Regions from separate parts of the Homo sapiens genome. Here region 2 is linked to region 1. Evidence: chromatin contacts called from ENCODE Hi-C or POLR2A ChIA-PET data. All regions are on one chromosome and are shown on one strand. The core of a region is the stretch at or near the end of the contact, and the rest is flanking DNA. Distances in the headings are between cores, read along the strand shown. Region 1 overlaps LINC02547 (long intergenic non-protein coding RNA 2547). Region 2 overlaps MICAL2 (microtubule associated monooxygenase, calponin and LIM domain containing 2).

Region 1 (7,911 bases), core at 3,221-5,720:
TCATGATTATTTATTCATTCAATGAATGTTCAGAATCCTACAATATACCAGCTGTAATGCCTCATCATGAAATGTAAAACTGAAGAAAGCGGGGTTCTATTCTCAACGAGGGAGCCTCTGCCCTCACTTTTCTTTTTCATCACTTGAGCACCAATACCGAGCAGCCTCGTCTGTTTTTTTTTGCTTGTTTGTTTCCCCCCTGACATAGCATAAACTTAACTCTAGACGATTGTGTAGGATTGCTGCTGGAGTCCTGGATGCTAGTCTTTTATTTTATTTTTTAGTGACACTCACTCACTTTGTGTCCTAAAGCAAGCCCAGTTCCGTCTCTGTGCCTTGGTCTCGCCTCAGACAAATGGGGTATCCATTTGCCCTGCCAAACTCTAAGGGGTATTGTGAGGGCCAGACAGGGCAACAGATGCTGAAAGCATTTGAAATGAACAGAGCTGTGTAGAAGTGTCAGGCAGTACTCTTCCTGTGCCCCGGGTCACCGTAACTTGAAGAGCATCTGGACATATGTCAGAGAAAATAAAAACTGTTTTTGTTTCTCAGTGAAAATACCTGCCTTTTGAGACTTTCATTTAAAATGAAAACATTCCAAAGTAGTATGTGATCTTGAACAAGTCATTTTCCTCTCTGAGTCTCAGTTTATTCTCCTATAAAATAAGCCAGTGAGACTAGATGGATACATTTCAAATTCTGCTCTAGAAAATTCTTCACTGGGAAGAGATTCTTTTATCCCCACATCTGCAACCAGAACCACCATATATTTTTCAAATTTTACCCTCATTTTACTTATTTGGCTTCTATGTGAGGTCTTTTTGGTTTTCTTTTTCTTTTAAAGTGAAAGTAAGTTTATTAACAAAGTAAGAAAATAAAAGAATGGCTACTCCATAGTCAGGGCAGTGGCTTCTGTTTTGTTTTGTTGTTTTTCCTAAATAAAAATCCTAAGGCTAAAACAAAAAAAGAAAACCAGAACACGGCTAGATCACCTGTAGGGCCATTCTTCCCGGCCTTCGTGTCTGCACACGGAAGACCCACGTGCTTTCTGCTTAACGTGTGTGCATTCCTCTTGTATGTGTCAGGCGTGCACGAGGCCTCTCAGGACAGAATTCCTTTGCAGGGGGATTGACAATGAGTCATAACCTGCTTGACTTTTAAGTGTGCACTCAGAGATGACCATTTTTTATAGCAGAATTCCCGAGTCTAAACAACCTTTGGCAGCTGAAGACTGAGAATGAAATTCACCAACCAGTCCAGGGAAAACCTCTTCCAAAAGCTGTAATATTTTTGTTGGATGCAGGTGTGACCCGTGGTCTTGCCGTGGGGGAAGGGAATGGCTGTGGGAACAGTGCCACCTTGTGGCCATTTTTATGAGCAGACACTACCCAGTGCTGAGCTGAGGGCTGGTTCCTGGATGGTTACACTCCTGAAGAGGGACTTTCATTTTGGGATTGGGAAGGGGCCCAGAGATACACTGAGACCAGAGCCAGTCCCCACCTGGCAGCAAGCTCAGCTGCCTGAGTCAGAAGCCCTTCTCCAAAGTTACCACACTCCTGAGGCCCAGGAAGGCTGCCAGGCTGGGCGTGTGGTTATTGGGAGGGTCATGTGGCTGTCACTAGCAGGAACGTGTCTGGATATGGGAGTGGGAGGCAGAGTCTGAGAGGAGACAGAACAAATTTCACAATGGCCATGGCTGAGCCCCAGTTGGGAAGACGGTGACCCAGGAAGTATGCAAAGTGGTGGCAGGAGGGTGGTGTCCTCTTGTCTAGAAACCCAGGAGGCCTACAAAGCAGAGAGGACTCTACCTGTCCCCTCACCCCTGACCGTAGCCTGGGGCCTAAATGAGCCCTCCTACTCTCCGCCTTGCTGCCACGCCACCATCCCTGGCACAGGGTTCCTGGGAGGACAAAACGAGATGGATGAGGCTTAACACAGCATCTGGTGCGTGGGAAGCCCTCAGACATCCCTGTGCCTGTCCCCTCCCTCTCCTACTCTGTGCACTAGACATTGGAGTGACAACAATGAACCCAGCACAGCTGCTGTCAGAACTCACAGGCTGGCTGGGCGTGATGGTGCACACCTGTAATCCCAGGACTTTGGGAGGCTGAGATGGGAGGATCGCTTCGGTCTGGGAGTTGGAGACTAGCTTAGGTAACATATGGAGATTCCGTTGTTACAAAAGATAAAAAACAATCAGCCAGGTGTGGTGGCACGCTCCTATAGGTTCAGCTACTCAGGAAGCTAAGGTAGTGATCACTTGAGCCCAGGAAGATGAGGCTGCAGTGAGCTGTGATCACACAACTGCACTCCAACCTGGGTGACGGAGTGAGACCCTGTCTCAAAAAAATAAAAAATAAGAAGGACAGGTGTGGTGGCTCATGCCTGTAATCCCAGCACTTTGGGAGGCTGAAGTGGGAAGATTATTTGGAGTCAGGAGTCCAAGACTAGCCTAGGCAACTTAACAAGACCCTGTCTCCACAAAAAAATATAAAAATTAGCCAGGCATGGTGGTGTGCCCTGTAGTCCCAGCTACTCAGGAGGCTGAGGTGGAGGATTGCTGGAGCCCAGGAGTTCAAGACTGCAGTGAGCCATGATTATGCCACTGCACTCCAGCCTAGGGGACAGAGTGAGACCCTGTCTCAAAAAAAAAAAAAAAAAAAAAGGTAAAAAGAAACACCATAAAAATAAATTTAATAATAATACATTTAATAAGATATATCCAATATCTTGTCATTTTAAAATGTAATTAAAATAAAATTCAGTAATTAAAATTCATCAACTTCCCTAAGAGCTGGAAAATTAATGAAATATTTTATATTCTTGTTTTCTATGCTGCTTGAAATTCTGTGTGTATTTTACACCCACAGCACATCTCAATTTGGACTCACCACATTTCAAGCCCTAAATAGCCACATGTGGCTAGTGGCTACTGCACGGCACAGCACAGGGCTGGTGCAAGGAAAGGCGCTCACACACATATACACAATACACACACATACACAAATACACACACACACACATATCCACACACATACAAACACACACATGCACATACACACACATGCACACACACACACAAACATATATACACACACACATATACACACCCAGAGGTCAGTAAGTTACTGGTCAGTAACTTTATAAGGGGCACAAAGTTGATGGGTGATATGGTTGGGCTCTCTGTCCCCACCCAAATCTCATCTAGAATTGTAATCCCCACGTGTGGAGGAAGGGACTTGGTAGGAGGTGATTGGATCATGGGGGCTGTTTTCCCCCTTGCCATTCTAGTGATAGTGAGTTCTCATGAGATCTAATGGTTTAAAAGCGTGTGGTAGATTCCCTTGCTCTCTGTCCTGCCACCATGTGAAGAAGGTCCTTGCTTCCTCTTCGCCTTCCGCCATGATTGTTAGTGTCATGAGGCTTCCCAGTCATGCTTCCTGTTAAGCCTGTGGAACTGTGAGTCAGTTAAACCTCTTTTCTTTATAAATTACCCCGTCTCAGGCAGTTCTTTACAGCAGTGTGAAAATGGAGTAATACAGTGGGGGAGGCTAACTTGGACTGGGAAGGTAAGAAAAGTCCTCTTGGAGGAGGTGGTGTTTAAACCTGGCTGGCTGGCTGCATGAGACTTGAAAGTGAAGCGATGGGGAAAGGCTGGAGGGTGGGAGAGGGGTTGGCCTGTCCATGCACCATCCAGGCACCTTCTGATAGAATGAGAGTGAGTGAACTATAGCTCTCAAGCCAAACTCTGCCTGCCACCTGTGTCTGTATGCCCTAAGAGCTAAGAATGGTTTTCACATTTTCTTTTAGACAGGGTCTTGTTCCAGTGCCCAGGTGGGAGTGTAGTGGCATGATCTCGGTTCACTGCAGCCTTGATCTCTGGGGCTCATTCGATCCTCCTACCTCAGCCTCCTCACCTCAGCAGCCTCACCACCTCCCTCATCTCCACTCAACCTCTCCACTCCAGCCACGCTGACCGCTTTAATGCCCTGGTGATCACCCTCCCCTTCTCCTCCAGGGCTTTCCCTGGCTGCCCCCTCCACTGCAAAGTCCTTTCCTATCTCCTCTCTCCCTGTGGCCAACTCCTCCACTTCAGAGACCAGCCTTGACTTCACATCCTCTCCTGCTTCCCAGTTACCTCCAAAAGGGCCTCTGCCAAGCCATCCTCTCTGGTTTCTCTCTGAAAATCCAGGGTTGGCACAGTGTGAAGAGTGCACAGGGGCCTAGAGGCCTGGGCTCTGGAATGCTCCCGTTTCCAGACTCAGCTGCCTCCCCTGCCTCTTCCCCAGGGCTGCCAGTAAAGTGCCTTTTCCCTGCAGGAAAAAGAGCTGCCCCAGTTGGGCCTGGAAAAAGGGCAGGCATTCCCTCACTTGGCTGGCCAGGGGGGCTGGAAGTCTTTGACAGCCCTGCGGTCAGTCCCAGGGCCAAGTCCTTGTCCCCTCCTGGCAAATTTATGCGCACCTGAACTCTGCAGGATGCCCAGGAGGGGGCGCCAAAGTGCTGCCAAAAAAGAACAGTTTGGGGCATATGAATCAGATGGCCTCGTGGGAGTGCTTAGTGAGGGCTGGCTCTGAGTTCTTTTTACCCCAGCCCCTGCCCAGGGCCAGGCACTGTGTGTGGAATGGAGGAAAGGACACCATGCAAGAACTGACAAGGTCCTGCACATCTCCTATGCTGGCATTTCTTACGATCACAATGACTTTGGTGTTCCAGGCCCAGAGGCTGGGAGCTGGCAGGAAGCTTGACCATTGTGAAGAGCTAGTGTGCCTAAAGTGGCCTACAGATTTGTTGAGGGAGGCTAGGTGGGGTCAGGAAGGCAGGACCCCTTGAGCCAGTTGCCTCTGGCAGCAAACAGTCTCATTATTGCGTAATTAGTATTTTCTATGTTGACTTGACATGGACGTGGTTGGGAAGCACTATCCAATATGGAAGCCACTAGCTACATGTGACCACAGTACTTACGTTTTAATTAAGATTAAATAAGCAGGCTGGGGGGTGGTAGCTCATACCTATAATCCCAGCACTTTGGGAGGCTGAGGTGGGCAGATCTCTTGACCCCAGGAGTCTGAGACCAGGCTGGGCAACTTGTTGAAACCTGTCTCTACCAAAATACTTAGCCGGGCATGGTGGTGCATACCTATAGTCCTAGCTACTTGGGAGGCTGAGGTGGGAGAATCACCTGAGCCCAGGAAGTTGAGGCTACGATGAGCCAAGATCACGCCACTGCACTCCAGCCTGGGTGACAGAGCAAGACCCTGTCTCAAATAAATAAACAAATTAAGATAAAATAAAATTTAAAATCCAGTTCTTTACTTCATTAGCCACATTTCAAGTACTCGATGGCCACATGTGGCCAGTGGCTCTCATGTCAGCACAGAAATAAACATTTCCATCATTGAAAGTTCTGTTGGACAGTGCCACCCTAGAACTTGCTCTGATCTCTTGTGGGTAGGGTGTGCTTTAGAATTTCAGAGAGTTCACTGTTAGCATGCTGCCTCCCATGGATATGGTTGTTACAAGGTTATGAGAAAGGCAGTCAGACCCACCTAGGATTAACCCCTGATTTTGCTGGTTACAAGCAAAGTGTCCTCTATGCAAGGGCTCTGCAGGGCTGACACGGGACTTGAGCATCCGCAGACTTTGGTATTCAAGGGGATCAGGCAACCAAACCCCCACAGTTAGCAAGAGACAACTGGACTACTTTTGTGGCTTCAGAGAAGTCACTTAATCTCTTTCAATCTCTGTTTTCTCATCTCTAAACTGGGGATAATATCACCCTGCCGCCACAGTTATTATTAGATGAGCTAAGACAGATAAATCACAAAACGCAGTGCCTAGGACACAGTTTTGCGGCCTTACCGCCCCAGCCGAGTGTGCCTTTCTGCGTGCACTCACCCACAAGCCCTCATCCCCTGGCTATACTGTGTCCAGACCTGTGTCGGGTTCCACATCTCGTTCAAAGGCAGCACCGGGCTTGATTCTTGCACCGGGCTTGATTCTTGCCTAGAAGGAGATTGCAATCTAGGTCAGAAGGCAAGATAAGGCCCATGAAGCAACCTGAAAACAATTCTTAGGCAACACACAGGGCAGTGTGTCATCCCGTGAGCCAGAGTCTGATGGGAAAGTAGTGTGGGGTGGGAGGCTCTTCTAAGTCCTCGTAGAGAAAGTGGGTGAGATTAGAACTGGTCTTGAAACAGCGTAGAGTTTGGACCGGCAGAGCCAATGAGAGAGAAGTGGCAGCAGGGAATGGTGTGAGGGCAGAGGAACAGCGTGAGCAAAGAAATGCTCAGAGGTGGGTAAGGGAGGGGCCAGAGCTAACACAGTATGGGGCAGCTTGGCCGAGGTGCTCAGGAAGGGGACACACTTCCTGAGAAGAGAATTTGCTAAGAAGATACTCAGATCTTGGAAGCCAGGCTGAGTTGCTTAAGTTTAATGAGACAGGTGGTCATCAGGCAGGCGGGGCCTTGAGCATGGAAACTGGCAAGGCCTGGGGAGGATTGCACTGACAGCAGAAGTCGGAGGTCTGTGAGGGAGATCCTGCAGTCAGGGTGACGTCAGCGAGAAGTGACACCAGCGGCCTTCCGGGGCAGTGCATGGTACCATTTACAGAGCGCTGTTAACATAGCCTGGGCTCAAATTGCTGGGTCCTAACACAGTAACCAAAAACTGGACTCCATTGGTCTACACAACAAGTCAACATCAAATTGGGAAGGAGCAGTGGGTAGGCACCAAGAAGAAACAGAGCAGAGGAAATGCCTGTCACAGTGTGTCAAGATCTGAGCCCCAGCCCCTTAATCAGTTAAGAAAAAGAACAGGGGCCGGGTGCGGTGGCTCGCGCCTATAATCCCAGCACTTTGAGAGGCCAAGGCGGGCAGATCACGATGTCAGGAGTTCAAGACCAGCCTGGCCAACACAGTGAAACCCTGTCTGTACTAAAAATACAAAAAATTAGCTGGGCCTGTAATCCCAGCTACTTGGGAGGCTGAGGGAGGAGAATCACTTGAACCTGGGAGGCGGAGGTTGCAGTGAGCCAAGATCGCGTCACTGCACTCCAGCCTGGGTGACAGTGCGAGACTCTGTGTCAAAAAAAAAAAAAAAGAAAAAAGAAAAAGAACAGGTACAAGGAGGAGAAGAAGGGGGTGTCTAGAAAGAGGACTGGGTGTCTGAGAAACAGGGCTGGGTGTCACATCACACACATACACAGGCACACACAGTCACATTCACATGCCTGTACACATAAACACATATAAGGACACACATATAAGCCCCCCAACTTACTCTTCATGCTAATCATACCCAGAGACCCTTAAGGATACATGCAAATGCATATGTACGGGCACACATCAATACGTATGTGTATATACACGTGTTCTTCCTCAGCCCAGCCTCTCCTTTTAGGCCTGGAGCTGGGGCTGACATTGGGTTTACATCAATCAAAGCCACTAGGAAACGTCTATCCTGCCTGGGCCCAGAGTCCATTTCTGACAGAGGCTTCTCCAGGCTTTACTTGTAAACGCTATTTATTTTGGAAAGCAACTTCTCTGTTTTCAAATAAAACGTTGGGACATGCAGTATTGGATTTCCCTGATCTGACATTGACCTAGAAAAATGTGCTGGCAGGAACAGAAAATGCGATGCCCCACTGTGCTGGCAGGCACAAGAGTTTCCCTCCTCTTGGCTTTGATTGCAAAGGTTAAGATGCAAGTGAGAGAGCGCAGTTCCCCCTCCCTGCCTGAGCAGCACTCTCCCTGCAGAGCTGGAGGGAACTGGGGGCCATGTTTAGGGGCTTCCTGCAGGTTTTGGTGCTTGTGGTCTTAGGGGCATGCTTCTGGGTGGGGAGCTTATCACAGAGGGGCAGCTTGTCACAGGGCTGGTGGCCGAGGCCAGCATGTAGAGAGCAAACAGCTCCAG
Region 2 (7,911 bases), core at 1,780-4,279, 170 kb after region 1:
GAGATTAGTGGTGTGGCTTTCATCTTCAATCAGAAATTTTTTCAGGACCTTAAAGAAGAAACAGGTGGGACCTTCACCTTTCTCCCAACCAGGCCAAGGTCTAAAGTTTGCAGTTTCTAAAGTGTGCAGAGGCGTGTGCTGGCTTTCTGGGCTCTTGGGCCTCGAGGGACTCACTCTGATAGAGTGGAAGCAATGATTTTCCCTAGGATAGTGAATACAGACAGGATTCCTTCTGGGACAAGAGAGATTCTTGAGGGAATGTTCTGGATGTTGTACATGAAAGGAGATAGTGGACATTTGCTGAGTGCTCATTACATGCCAATTCTCAGTGTTGGGTAAAAAGTGAAGGTTGACACGATCCTTCCCACAGTGGCTCCCTGTCCAGTAAGGGATATCTGTATAAACCATCCTAAGGCAGGTGGCCAGCACCGCACCTGAGGTCAGCATGATATTTAGGGAATGCTAAGGAGGGAGCCAGTCACCTATGGATGGTTCCTAAAGGTTCCCGGGTGAGTTTGTGCAATACAGCACTGCCCTTCCCCAAGAAGGACATCTGGATACGCCCAGGAACATAACCTGTACTGGCACCAGTTGTCACCCAGCCATGGGCCTAGAGGATAGGAGGTATTGATTCATTCACTCAATATTTATTGAATGCCTACTGTGTGCCAGATGCTGTTCTAGGGCTTGAGAATGAGCAGTGAGCAAAACAAAATCCGTCCCTCCTGGGCTTATATTCTACGAGAATAGACAGTCAATACACAAATAAACCAGTGACTCATCAGGTGGTAATAGGGACGGCAGAGAAAAACAGGGTGAGGGGAAAGGGGGACGAGTCACCTCTCTCCAATTAAGTAAATTCCAGATACTTTTCCTTTCTTTTTAACCTGATTAAAAACACAGATTTCTCCTTGAAAAGCAATGTAACAACAATGTTAAATAAAATCTGTATATGGAAAATAAATCATCCGCAATCTGACCGCCCCACACGAGAATAGTCTTCAGACTCACCTACTCCTTTTCTGTAATTTTCCACCAGCGTTCTTGCTTGTTATGTGACTGTAGCTTAAATCGCAGTGTCCACACTCTTTAGTCAGCTTTTCTCATTCAGTGTCACATTCCAAACATCATCCTTCTGGTGGTCACTTTTAGGGGCTGTGGAATATCTCATCAAATTGATGTATTGTCACTGCCTAAGCATTGAAACCAGGGATTAGCAAACTATGGCTGGCCACATGGTTCTATACTGCCTTCGAGCTAAGAATGGTTTTATATATAGGCTGAATAAAACAATCAGAATATTTTATGACACATGAAGTTTATTTAAAATTCAAATTTCAGCATCCATAAATAAAAGCTGATTGTCGCCCAGCCATGTCCATTTCTTTACATAACTGTTGATGGCTGCTTCCACCATGAGAGATCATGAAAGAGACCATAGGGCCCACAGGCCAGAAATATTTCCTAGCTGGTCCATCACACACACACACACACACACACAACTTGCTGACCTCTGATTTAGGCCTTCCAGTTATTTACTGTTACAGATAACACTGCTTCTGTTAAATTATTTCTTTAACATCATTTCCTAGGAATGGCATTAGTTGTTGAGCAAGATTGTACTTCTCACTGGCCTGGAGGGTATGTGCTCACTGCACAACCCTCTCAGTTTCACCTCCATTGCATTATTCCATTAAAAGCTTGAATATTTCCTGCCAGCATATGGTGTCCTTTTGAATGCTTTGAGAATCCTCCAACCCTCCCTTCCTCTAAAAAACCAAGAAAATAAATACTTAAGCCACTCAATATAAATGAGAGCAGGACATTGAGTGGGTTTTTCCACGTTTCAGTGAACTTCCTTGAAACTTTGCTGTGGTTGTCACCTTCGGCCATCGTTTCACAACAGTGCCCTCAGACAGTGACAGTCGCGACCTTCCTGATTCTCCTGGGGGCCCTCTGCATTGATGCCTGTTTCCTATTTAACCGTAATAAAGGTGCTCCTATGGTTACCCAGCACGCCTTGTGTAAATGCTGATATGTCGCCATGTGCCTGTTCCTTTCTCTCCCTTCAAATAAGCCAGTCAGCCTCACACTTGAGTATGAATTGGCATCACCTAGAGCTTGTTAAAGCACAGCGTGCTGGCCCTATCCCCAGGGTTTCTGATTCAGTGAGTCTGAAGAAGGGCCCTGATAATTTGCATTGCTAGTATGTCCTCAGGTGATGCTGATGCTGTTGGCCAGAGACCTCCCTTTGAGAACCGTGGAGCTAAGCTCTCATTGCACAGCATGGTTTTAAATGCAGGAACTTAGTGTGTAAAATGTCTTGTGATTGGTGGAAAGCACAAAAAGATACAGCCCAGCCTTCTAACCTGAGTTGTTCCTACCACTGCACTCGGGTTTTCACATACAAGCCGGGAAACAGTAGAAATATTCCTTGGCATAGTCATTGGAGAATTCCCACAGCTCTATGCTACTATGGGCGCATGGAGGGCACAGTGGACAGGACTTGGAGCTAGATGGGCTGGGGTTCAAATCCCAGCCCTGTCATTGCTGAGCTTCTGTGGCCATGGCCGGCACTTGGCTTTTCTGCACAATTACCCGGCTCTAACTTATACTGGCCCACAACCCCTACAGACGTTGTGAGTTTTAACAGGAATAATGCCGCTATAGAACTATAGAAGCTAGCTGCTTTGACTTGGGTAGATTCTGGCACTCTGTTTTATCTTTGCCAGCCTTGTGTGCCTTAAAAACTGGTCTAACATGAATATTCTGCAGATAAATAACAAGACCAATAGTGAGGCAAAGTACAGTTCCTGGCACACAGTTGGTGCCGAGGAAGTAACACTGAGCTTGTGAATGCTTCTCTTTTCAGGCATAGATCTTGAGAACATTGTTTACTACAAGGACTGCACCCACTATTTTGTAATGACAGCCAAGAAGCAGAGCCTGCTCGACAAAGGTGTCATCATTAACGTACGTACCTCTTGGCTGCGATTTCCCGACTTCGCGACCTGGGCTGGTGACATCAGCAGGTGTGAAGGCAGATGTCGTCCTGCCAGAAACTGAGCGAGGGGAGGAGGGGGGAAGGTGCCACCAGCTTACACCCTTCTTTTTCTTGGTGTTACATGAGTATTGGATAAAGGAGCCCACGCCAATATGCACAGAGAATTTTCTGCAGAGGGACGTGTGCTGCTGTGAGACCTTTACCAGGTGTTAATGTGGATCAACTGAGTCTTTTCCTTCCCAAGTCTCATCCAGCCTTGCCTCTTCTCTGGGAGGTCACATGTCATTTGGAGGCAGATGGGGGCTCCTTGTCCTAATGAGACATAGGCATCCTTTGACTTGTGAATTTCATGCTGTGGAGCCTTGTCACAGTGTGGGGGAATTTCATTATTCATGCAGTCAAAAAGACTCGATCTGCATCTTGACTCTGCCACATACCTCCTCCAGACTGTGGGCAAACTGTGTATCCTTCCTGAACCTCAGTCTTCTTATCTACAAAATAGGAATGATAGTTTCTGCCTGAAAGGGTTCTTGGAAGGAGCAAACAGAAGATATATATAGAGCACCTGGCACAGTGCCCGGCAGAGGGTGGGTTTGTAGATTCCCTCTGTAACTTCTCAGCCTTGTTTGCACACTGGCTTTTTTGTCCTGCTGGCTTCCTGGCCTCTGCTTCGTGGCCTTGCGACTTCATGCTTAAGCACGGAGCAGGGTTGGAAGGAAGAAACATGGAGTAGTGGCCCCTGACTGGAAGCTTCTTCGGACAGGTGTACAACCCTTCCAGAGCCCCTGTAGTTGCTGCCACTGTCACTGCTGCTGCTGCAACCTCAAGATAAGGATCACACTGCCCAAGTTCAGCCTGCTGTCTGGGTGTCAGCCTGGAGCCCAGGCAGCACGGTGGCCATTCATTGCTGCTTGTCAGAGAAGAATGCAGCTATCTTCTTTCCTGCGTGTGCTGGCAGCCGTCTGGGTGGCATTAGTAACCCAGCCACCCCGTGGGCCTTCTCCACTTCAGCTCAGGTCTTTGCTGAGAGCCTGAGTTGTAGACGGAGGCTGTGAATGCGGGCTTGGTGAAGTGGGCTGAGCACGCCAGCAGATGGGTGGGCGATGGGCTTCAGCAGTGTCCCACTGCTGACTGTCAGTCTGGGAGTGGTGGCGTCCCCTTCTTCCCTCTGCCTCACAGAAGTTGCCTCCTGAAGTTGCCGCCTTAGTCTGAAACTGGGGGGTGCAGGGGTGTAGGGGTAGCGGGCAGCTTTGCAGAGGAGAGGTTAGGCAGGCAGGCAAAGCTTGATGGGTTTTGTGTTTTGCAGAGCACCGTGGCCTCCTGGGATGCTAAGGTCACCCTCAGGTCATCCCAGGTGTTTGCTCATGGCAACTCGCTTCCCTGGCGGTTGTCAAAGCCCCTCCAGGCCCATGCTTGTCTTCACCAAGGCCTTTCTTTCTCCTTCAGAGGCCCCTGGGAGCAGCTCCTGAGCTGGTGCTGAGGAGCCTCAAGGTACAAGATGGGAAAGAAATTGGAGGCCACAGGCTGGACACCTGATTGGAACAAGAGCTATAGCCTGAGCGTCCAGGTGTCCAGCCAAGTTCCCAACCCATCTTCCCTGAGCCGCTTAAATTTACATTGTTCTCTTGCTCCCTGGAGGAATGGCAAGTTTTCTGTTTTCCTCTCCCTACATGGATCCATATCTTCCTATAGCCACACAGAAGGTGCCAAGTAAATGTTTGTTGAATGAATGACTGACCTCTGGACAAGAGGTTTTCCTGCTTCCCCATTGATTCCAGCTGATCTCTGGGCTTCTTTCCATGGCTACCGAAGGAAGAGTAAAGTTTCTCTTCAAGCAGCCGTGCCTCTGGGCTCTCAGCTGTGCCCATCTTTCTCTTCCCCACAGGGAGGATGTCCCATCCCAGAGCCTCCCTGGGCCCCTGCCTCTGCTGGCCCATACGTGTGTGGGCTGGGATTCTGTCCTCCTGTCCTTGTCCTCATCTGCTCCCTATGGTTTTGCTCCTTCTTCCATCCCCCCACTCATCTGGGACCCTCCAGCCACTAAGAGACTCCACAGCAGCCCTAGGCCAGCTCTAGCCTAGTGTCTTCCCTTTGCTAGGTCCCCACTCTCCTGCATGAGGCGTCCACGCCAGGCACTGTCTTCACTGTGTAATGTCACCCACTCCATCTTAGGGATGCTTGGGTCATATTTTGAAGGGGGGGTGTTTGAGACCTCTCCCTTCTCTCTTCCCCCATCTCACCTCCACGCCTTCGGAGAGAGAAGTGATCATGTGACCGCGGAAACAGGGATCAGAAAGGAAATCAAATAACAGGAATTCCATCCTGGACACTGGGGCCTGACAAAGAGCTCTTGGACCAGTGCTGGATGCAATTTGGGCGGTTTGGTTTGAATGGGGGAAATATGAGTTTCCAGAACAGGGTATTTGAAATCATGGCTACTCAGAAAATTGAGGCAGTGGTCACTCTGGCTGTAAATGCGGCACTCTGTGATTGTCAAGACCTTTGTAATTGAGGGTGCCTTGGCTGGGTCCAGGATATACTTCATCATAAGCCATATCTGGAGCCAGCATGAATTACAGGGGACAGGAATTCCCATTCATCGGTCACTTCCCACATGGGGCTAGGGATTTCGTGTGTACACTCATTCCATCTTCTCATGTGGCTCTGTGAAGTAGGTTTTGATATTCCCTTTTTACAGATGAGAGAGTGGAGACTCTGAAAAGTTAAATAACTGGCCCAGATTTAGTTAGTAAACAGCAGAGGTGGACTTTGACCCGTTGCTCTCACTGGCCCCAAAGCCTGTGTTCATGTTACACACTGGTCCCCTCCCACTCCAGGTGTCTGTACTTTTTGTGTCACCTTTGAGAAAGGTGGTCTTTTAGTTTCTTTAGCCACACGGTGAGCAGCTTGGACTCTGGGGATACACTAAACTTGCCAGCTCTCTTCAATCCTCACATCCTGTGTTTCATTGCTAGTGTCCCTCCAGGATGGATATTCCAGTCCTCGCAGCTCAGGGCTCTGCACTCCCCATGAAAGAAGCATAACAATTAGCACCAAAAGCAAGCTACTGGGGAGGCTGAGGCAGGAGAATTGCTTGAACCTGGGAGGCGGAGGTTGCAGTGAGCCAAAATCACACCATTGCTCTCTAACCTGGGAGACAAGAGCGAAACTCCATCTCAAAAAAAAAAAAAAAAAAAAAAAAAAAGCTACGCTGTGAGAGCCCTCGGCCCATCAAGTAAAGGGGTCACTGATTTTGGAAAGTGTGAGAGGTTTCCCATTTTCTTTTTCTGGTCTTGTTTGACCACTAAACATGGCATATTTGGATCATACTCGCTTAGCTGAATTTATTATAAAATCACACTTTCTGATGGCTCCTTTGTCTCTTAATTGTACTGAAAGTTCTCATGAGAACCAGACCTATGAAATGTGCTCGTTGTTTGCTCCAAGACCATTATCAAGTGCACTGTTCATTACAACTCTCAACGCGCCCTGTTGAAATTCCTACGTGAGACAGATCTTTTAGAATTTAATGCCAGGGAAAAATTGCCTCCCCTGAGGAATTTCTACGCTTCCTTCTTTCTGATAAGGAGAGCTCTGGGGCATATCACATTTCCCTTTTGCCTTGGATGCCAGGAAGCTCAATGCCAAATTTGATGCTTAATCACAACCGTGTTAACCCTCACAGCTGGCTGATTTATTTCCTCTTTATTCCCTTGGTCCTGGTTTTTATATGTCTTTTCTGACTAGCCTCACTGTAGGGACCCATTCCAAGTCCTTTTGCCAAGAGGTGGGTATGAAGGCTAGCCCTTTAGAGGGGGAGGTTGCTGCACCATGTTTTCATCTTCCCCAGGACTACATCGACACAGAGATGCTGCTGTGTGCGGAGAACGTGAACCAAGACAACCTGCTATCCTATGCCCGGGAAGCTGCAGACTTTGCCACCAACTACCAGCTGCCATCCTTAGACTTTGCCATGAACCACTATGGGCAGCCTGATGTGGCCATGTTTGACTTTACCTGCATGTATGCCTCAGAGAACGCGGCCCTGGTGCGGGAGCGGCAGGCGCACCAGCTGCTCGTGGCCCTTGTGGGTGACAGCTTGCTTGAGGTACTGCCTGAGCTCGGAGCCCCCATGTTTCTCTGCGAGACAGATCCCACGTTTGTATTCTGGCAGGCAGTATCTGCTGTTGTGCAGCGGGGAGAGGACAGGCTCTCAGCCAGTTGGCAGGACTCTGCCAAGCCTGTCCCGGCCTCAGAGCCTGTCCTGTTGCTGCACTCAGAGGAGCCTATTCTGCCTCTGTGTAGTTAGGAGAGCCTTCTCTCCTATCTCCTGGCTCTTTTGCACTGACTTCTTTGATGAAGTACAAAATCAGGCAGCCCCGGTCTGGGCCATATGAGCCATCCTTCTCAGAGTGTGTGGACCCTCAGCTGGGCCGAGACTTCTTCCTCATGTGGGCGGCCCTTTGTGGCCTTTGAGATCACACGGAGTGCAGGAGAGGCCTATGGGCCCCAAAGTCTCCTTTCCATTCATAGCTTCCCTGCTGAAAATTCTTCCCAGAAAATCTGCAAGGGTGCAAGGATCCTTAGATTAAATGAATGTTTTCAGAAAGGAGAAAGTTTTCTCTTTAGTGTGAGCACTGATTATGTATTTATTCCAAGTTAAGAGTCAAATTCCAAACCATGCTTTGGGTGCTCATGGAGCAGATTAGTCAGCACTCAGCTTGGTTGACTTGGTCCTTGGGCACTATTGTGCATGGACTTGAACCTAAGGCCCTTGGTTGAGCCCTCAGTTCCCATCCTGCTTCTGGCCCAGACTCCTTTCCCAGCTCGGTTTCTCCCTCCCCTCCTCCCATGCTCCATGTTACACCCAGAACAGACGGCTGTTCTTCCATCAGGCGCCAGCATTT

What was found. Hi-C counts contacts between places; a loop is a spot of excess contacts on that map. ChIA-PET counts read pairs that join two places held with the same protein, here RNA polymerase II (POLR2A). Pooled maps may share reads with other maps.
Region 2: a loop to region 1 is called in a pooled map, with 2.9 times the contacts of the local background. The contact joins two enhancer-like sites. A Hi-C loop is called at or near these places in 1 of 168 maps with a recorded cell type or tissue (endothelial cell of umbilical vein) and 5 of 50 pooled maps. POLR2A ChIA-PET finds 5 or more read pairs at or near these places in 3 of 52 experiments (CD4-positive, alpha-beta memory T cell, WTC11 and activated CD4-positive, alpha-beta memory T cell).

The regions. Positions count from the first base shown.
Region 1 is chr11:12,043,066-12,050,976 of GRCh38, forward strand. The region is part of intron 1 of LINC02547 (long intergenic non-protein coding RNA 2547); the gene reads left to right. Among named protein-coding and RNA genes, the nearest start is that of LINC02547, 16 kb to the left of the region's middle. Within about 2 kb of position 4,471, at least 5 of the 41 ENCODE cell types and tissues checked have a DNase peak (open chromatin) inside an H3K27ac peak, as active enhancers do.
Region 2 is chr11:12,213,347-12,221,257 of GRCh38, forward strand. It overlaps MICAL2 (microtubule associated monooxygenase, calponin and LIM domain containing 2), which reads left to right. Exons shown (of 28, transcript NM_001282663.2): 7 at 1-64; 8 at 2,873-2,973; 9 at 6,855-7,112. It overlaps LOC124902634 (a long non-coding RNA gene), which reads right to left. Exons shown (of 3, transcript XR_007062598.1): 3 at 1,136-1,193. Among named protein-coding and RNA genes, the nearest start is that of MIR6124, 54 kb to the left of the region's middle. RefSeq lists enhancers at 3,525-4,025, 4,026-4,526. Within about 2 kb of position 3,030, at least 13 of the 41 ENCODE cell types and tissues checked have a DNase peak (open chromatin) inside an H3K27ac peak, as active enhancers do.